2 separate regions of the Mus musculus genome follow, and region 2 is linked to region 1. A link is a contact called in ENCODE POLR2A ChIA-PET data. All regions are on one chromosome and are shown on one strand. The core of a region is the stretch at or near the end of the contact, and the rest is flanking DNA. Distances in the headings are between cores, read along the strand shown.

What was found. ChIA-PET counts read pairs that join two places held with the same protein, here RNA polymerase II (POLR2A).
Region 2: POLR2A ChIA-PET joins it to region 1 with 43 read pairs in Patski. The contact joins the enhancer-like site here to the promoter of Skil in region 1. POLR2A ChIA-PET finds 5 or more read pairs at or near these places in 2 of 5 experiments (Patski and embryonic stem cell).

The regions. Positions count from the first base shown.
Region 1 is chr3:31,093,742-31,096,441 of GRCm38, forward strand. It overlaps Skil (SKI-like), which reads left to right and starts at 1,317. Exons shown (of 7, transcript NM_001039090.2): 1 at 1,317-1,416.
Region 2 is chr3:31,021,404-31,024,206 of GRCm38, forward strand. All of the region lies in intron 2 of Prkci (protein kinase C, iota), which reads left to right. Among named protein-coding and RNA genes, the nearest start is that of Mir7008, 16 kb to the right of the region's middle. Within about 2 kb of position 1,553, at least 1 of the 3 ENCODE cell types and tissues checked has a DNase peak (open chromatin) inside an H3K27ac peak, as active enhancers do.

The DNA.
Region 1 (2,700 bases), core at 67-2,566:
TAAGTCTGCGCAGTGCTACTCGCTGCGCTATTTCAGTTCCTGATCCTGCGGTGGGGTGGAGAAAAGGGGATTTCTTGGTGTTTCGAAATATGACGGGCTAGCTTCACAGAGTTGAATATTCGAGCTATCCTGGATACGTTGGCTAGGAAGTCCCCTCACCCACCCCCGCCGGCGGTTCGAGGTGGCAGCCGAAAGTGGTTATCTTCCTCCACCTCTTACCGTCTCTGGAAAAATTAAAAAGAAAGAAAGAAAGAAAAAAACACACCCGAAAACACCAACCAAAGTGCTTAGTGAATCAGAATGGGTCACTTATGGAGGCTAAGAGCAGCTGGGGCAGCAAGATCTGTCCCCGCGGTGCGCAAACCGCGGACTCTGGGGCGATGGCGGCCGGGTCAGGCCACCCCAGAGCGGCCAGGCGGGGCTGCTCACCGGCAGCTGGCAGGGCGGCCGCGGCGGGAGGCCCCACGGGGGCGAGAGGCCCCGCGACGTCGGCACTGGGCGGGGGGAGGGTGGCAACACTGGGAGCGGGGAGCACGGGGGCAGGTGGTGGCGCTGCGGGGGGGGGGGCGGTGGCAGCGCGGGGGCGTCTGCGCGGCGGGCTCAGCCCGGGGGTCGCGGCGGGGAGCCACCCGCAGGCCACCTCCGGGGCGGGGCCGGGCGGCCAGCTGCGGCCGCGGGGGTTGAGGGGGGCTGCTGGCCGAGCCTGACCTCGGGCGCGGCCAGCTGCCGGGGTCGCGCACAGTGCAGCCCGCCGCGCCCTGCCCCCTCTCCCCCTTCTCACCCCCCCCGCCTCGCAGCGCGGCGGCCCGGCGGCCAGGGCGCCCCCAGGTCTGGCCCGTCGCCACACGGCGGCGGGCGTGGCGAGGGCGGCCCCAGACAGCCGGCTGAGCGACTCGAGGAAGGAAGGAGGGCGGCGGGGGTGGGGCCGAGGGAACATCCTGTCTGAGCCGGGCACCGCAGACAGCGCCGTGCGCCAGCCGCCCAGACGGCGCGCCGGGCCAGCAGCGCGGGGTACGCGCGAGGGGGGCGGGGGAGCGGGAGCACGCGCGTGCGCGGCCGAGGCGCCAGGCGCGCGCCCCGGTCGGGGCTGGGGACGCGCGCGCAGCCTGCAGTGTGCAGCCCGCCGGGAGCCACAATAGGCCAGACGGCGCGCGCGCCCGAGGGGCTGGCTGGCGCGGGGCCGCGCGGCGCCGCTGGCTTCGTTCCCTCCCCTCCCCCGCCCGCCGCCCTCGCTGTCCCCCGGGCGGCCGGAGACGGCGGCGGCGTCTGCGGGAAGCCGTGTCTCCGCAGTGACGTGGGCGGGCCGCGGGCCGGGTGACGTCAGAGGCTGTGTGTAGCGATGTGTGTGGGGTTCGGAGCGGCGCCGGCACAGCGAAGGCGGCTGGCGAGCGACGGCGACGGCGACGGCGGGCACAGGTGCGGCCGCAGGTCGCGAGGGGACGCGAGGGGCGTGCGGCCTCTGGGGGCGCTGAGGCGGCGGCGGCGGGGGTGATGGGGAGGGCACAGAGCCCGGGGGTCTGCCCGGGCGCGGAGGGCCTGAGTGGGGCGTCCGGGATGCGTGGGGGTCCCGGGCGGGGTCGCGGGCACAGGGCGCGCGGCGGGGGTCCCACGGGTGTACAGGCCTCGCGGATTCTGGGACGGGTCAGCTGGGAGGGGATGGCGGTGCACTTGACCCGAGCCGCCGGGACCCAGGAGACCTGGACCCTGGTCATCGCCGCCATCCCCCGGCCGTCTGCGCTCGGCGGGGATGCCCCGGGCTGGCCCCAGCTCTAAGCGTCCGGCGACGCGGGCTTCCGGGCTTGGCGCCTAACCTGCCCGCGCCCCTGTGGGTGCCACGGCTCAGGGTGGGTCAAGTGGGGGGAGGCGCAGCCCTGGGGCGCCTAGGTAACCCTAGAGAACTTCCCGCGGGCCGGGGGCGTGGGGTATTTCCACCGGCGGCCCCCGCAGTGGGGCGATGTGGGGAGGGCACTTAGGGTGATCCCAGTCACAGAGGTGGGGGTTGGGAGGACTCCTACTTCCTCTGCCCCCTCTCACCTCACCAGACGCCGGGAGTCCCCTGCTTCCCTGTCCTTTGGGTTGATGATGAGTGGGTGTCTCTGCGTGTGCGCAGGGCTGTGGGGGCGCCCCTGGTCTAGGTCATGCCTTCTGCCCTTTTCCTTGGCTCGCCTTGGCTGAGGTGTCCCTGTAGTGGCGAAAGTCACAGTACGGTGGCTAGGTGGCTTTCGTCCATAATTCTCTGGGTTTGTGTTAACATAAATTGCTGGGAGTTTAGAAGCAAAGCTTTTTATTTGTCGGCTTTTACTGGGTTTTCTCCAGGGAGGGAAGTGGATGAATACTCTTTTTCGCCACTCTGCCTCCATTTGCATTCTTTGTGAGGTCTGTCTGCCTTGTGCTTTTTGTCCCGGATTAGTCTTGCTCATGGATGGAGATTTCCAGGCGTGGAGTCTTACAGCTTTTGGCTTCCATTAGGCAAATTCGCTAACCTTTTAAAGGGAAAGTTTTTTTTTCTTCTTCATTCCAAAAAGATAGTATGTATGAATGTACTTGAAGTTTAGTTGCATATGGTAGGTATATTAACATGTATCTTGGGGGGTGGGGAGACCAGAAACTACAGGTTTTTTTTTTTTTTTTTTCTAACGAGAAAGGATTGTTTTTTAAAATTTAAATGGCATGCATAGTTGAGAAAGCCTCTGGTACTGA
Region 2 (2,803 bases), core at 303-2,802, 72 kb before region 1:
GATTTTATTAATTCTTTAATTACCTCAAAATTAACTACAATGAGCAAATACTCAGAATGTACTTGTATTTTATTTTAGACATTTAGAATTTGGTAATAGTGTTAGCTTTGAAAAATACCTTTCCTGGTCATTTTTGTTTTGTAATGACTTACATAGAGTGCTTTATGCATCAAACATATGGTCGAAAAAGGTCACATGTATCACGCAGGCCCTCAATCCAAGAAAAACAGAACAGGTTCAATGTGTGTGGTGTCTGTGCAGGGGTAAGTTAATGTATGGTTAACTAACAGGTTGAATGTGTGTGGTGTCTGTGCAGGAGTAAGTTAATGTATGATTAACTCACCGTCTTCTCACAAACCCCCTCAGAGCCTAGCTCATCATGACATTAGGTCCACAGTCCAAAGATGGTCATCTAATCCTGTGTCTTGCCCATCTATGGTTTGGGTTCCTTGACTGCCTCTCTGCTAGTTCTAAAGATCCATGAAATGGTGACAGGATAGTAAACTAGAGACAGGAGTAGTATAGTAGCTACCCCTAGTCACCAAGAGGGGAAGGTTCTGGTTCTGAACTATAATAGAATGTATTGTCATTCCCTCAGGAAAGCTCACTGCTACTCTCTGGGATTGGATCCCATGACTCTTAACATTGATGCTCTGATTCATCCTTCTCTCTTCCTAGGCTCTGTTTTGTAGTTCACTAATTTGCCTAGATTCTCTCCCACAGTTGAAAGACATAGCTCTTCATTTTGAACATTGTAGACCACCTGTGTATGGAGTTGTAACTGTTCATTGGACAAAAGCCATACTCACATCAGACTCTTCTAGACAAGGACTACATGTGTCTGAGGTTTGGGGACTAGAGAAATGGCTCATCAGTTGAGGGCACTGGCTACCTTACAGAGGACCCAGGTTTAATTCCCAGCACCTTCATGACATCTCACAACTATCTGTAACTACAGTTCCAGGGGATCTGACACTTTGACATATGCACATTCAAGAAGACACCACACCAATGCATATAAAAATAAAAATAAATTATTTTACAAAAAGAAAAGCCATTTGCTACTTTGGCCCTTCTGCCCAGTCTTCTGATCTTTGTATTTGCAGCCACTGATTCTGTAGATGCGTTTTCTGTTTGCTGTATTGCCTTCAGTGAGTGTCACCACACTCGCTCATTCATTTTGTCTATTGTCCGAACCGTTTTCTCTGTCTTCTGGCCTTCACAAGCAGTCCGTGGCTGCCATCTTCTGCCTTTCATGAAATAGAAAAGGCCACGTAAGTCTTCTTTTTGTGCCAGTTCTGGTTAGGTTTTCTATTTCTGTGCAACTTACCTTATAACTTAGTGATTCGAAAACTGACTTTCACAGTTCTGTGACTTATCAGAGCTAATGTTATAAATGTCCACAGAACATAAAAGGGAGTGAGGACTTGGCAGCTGAGTTGGAGAAAAGAACAGACACTGTTTTCTTTGAGACCATGTAGATAGGAAATGGTTTCTCTCAAGTAGTAAGCTGGGTTCTGTGCACTGTGTAATTGAAGATTAGTCAGAGCCAGTGGCATGTAGCATGCAGGAATGTGTCATAAAACCACAGGAATGAGCACCAGAGTAGCAGAGGGGAGGATCCAGTTCAAGCCCAGCTTTGCTCTAAGTGACTTGTTCATTGAGGAATGCACCTCGGATTTCCAGGGATCACTCTGCACTTCGCCTGCTTAGTTGAGAGAGGTGTGTCCTCCTCCCCTTCTGTGTGTGTAACTAAAATTCACCACTTACATTTAAGAGTAGCTGGAGCTGGTGTCCAGCCCTAGGTAGGACATCCTTCCCACCAAAGGCTCGGAACACGTCAGAGGAGGGGCATCTCAGAGGAGGGCTTCAAAGAATGTGAGAGATGCAGGAAGGCGAGGAATGCAACGCTGCCTTTGGGCTGTGCTGTGGCCTCTGCAGCCGAGGACTCACTGCAGCTGTGACCAGTGCAGGGAGGTCAGTCATCATCCCAGCAGAGAGGGCTCAGTGGGCAGCTGTGAACAAAGAAAGAGGCAGAAGGGGAGAAAGGCTCGTGGGGTGCTTCAGAGGAGTGGGAGGGAAAGTGGAGCTGGGGTATACATCATCAGGACGCATTGTTTCTATCTATGCAGTTGTCAAAGAGTAAAAGATGCTTTGTTTAAAGAGAGAAGAGAAACAAAAAGAAGGTGATGGAGAGGTGGGTGAGCAGTGAAGAACACTTGCTGTTCTTTTTGCAAAGGACCCAGGTTCAAATCCCAGCACCCACAAGGTACCTTACAACTGTCTGGAACTCTAGTTCCAGGGGATCTGATGCCTTCTGACCTGCCATAGACACACACACACAGTGCACAGACATATCTGCTAGCAAATATTTGTCAAATAAATCTAAAAAAAATTTTTAGTAGCTCAAGCTAGACTATTCTTAGTCCAGAGTACTTTAGTGGTTTCTTTCTTGTGACTTAATTGACCAAGGTTGTAATATGATACAATATCCATTACAGTCACTGCCTGTGTTAGGGTCCAAGAATCACCAAGGAATGATAACCCAGACTCAAATAGTATGCAAAAGCAAAGAGCATTTTTTTTCCAGCGGAATTTCCTGCATGCAGGGGTCTTTTCATTCAGGAATAGAGACACCGAGTGGGCTCGCAGGCCCAGCTTTTATTGTCAAGGGAATTCCAGTGTGTGTGTGTGTGTGTGTGTGTGTGTGTGTGTGTGTGTGTGTGGTATGTGCCCCTTTACCGTGATTGGTTAGCTCTACTCTAGGGATCCTTCAGGCCAAAGGACAAGGTGTCCTCAGATT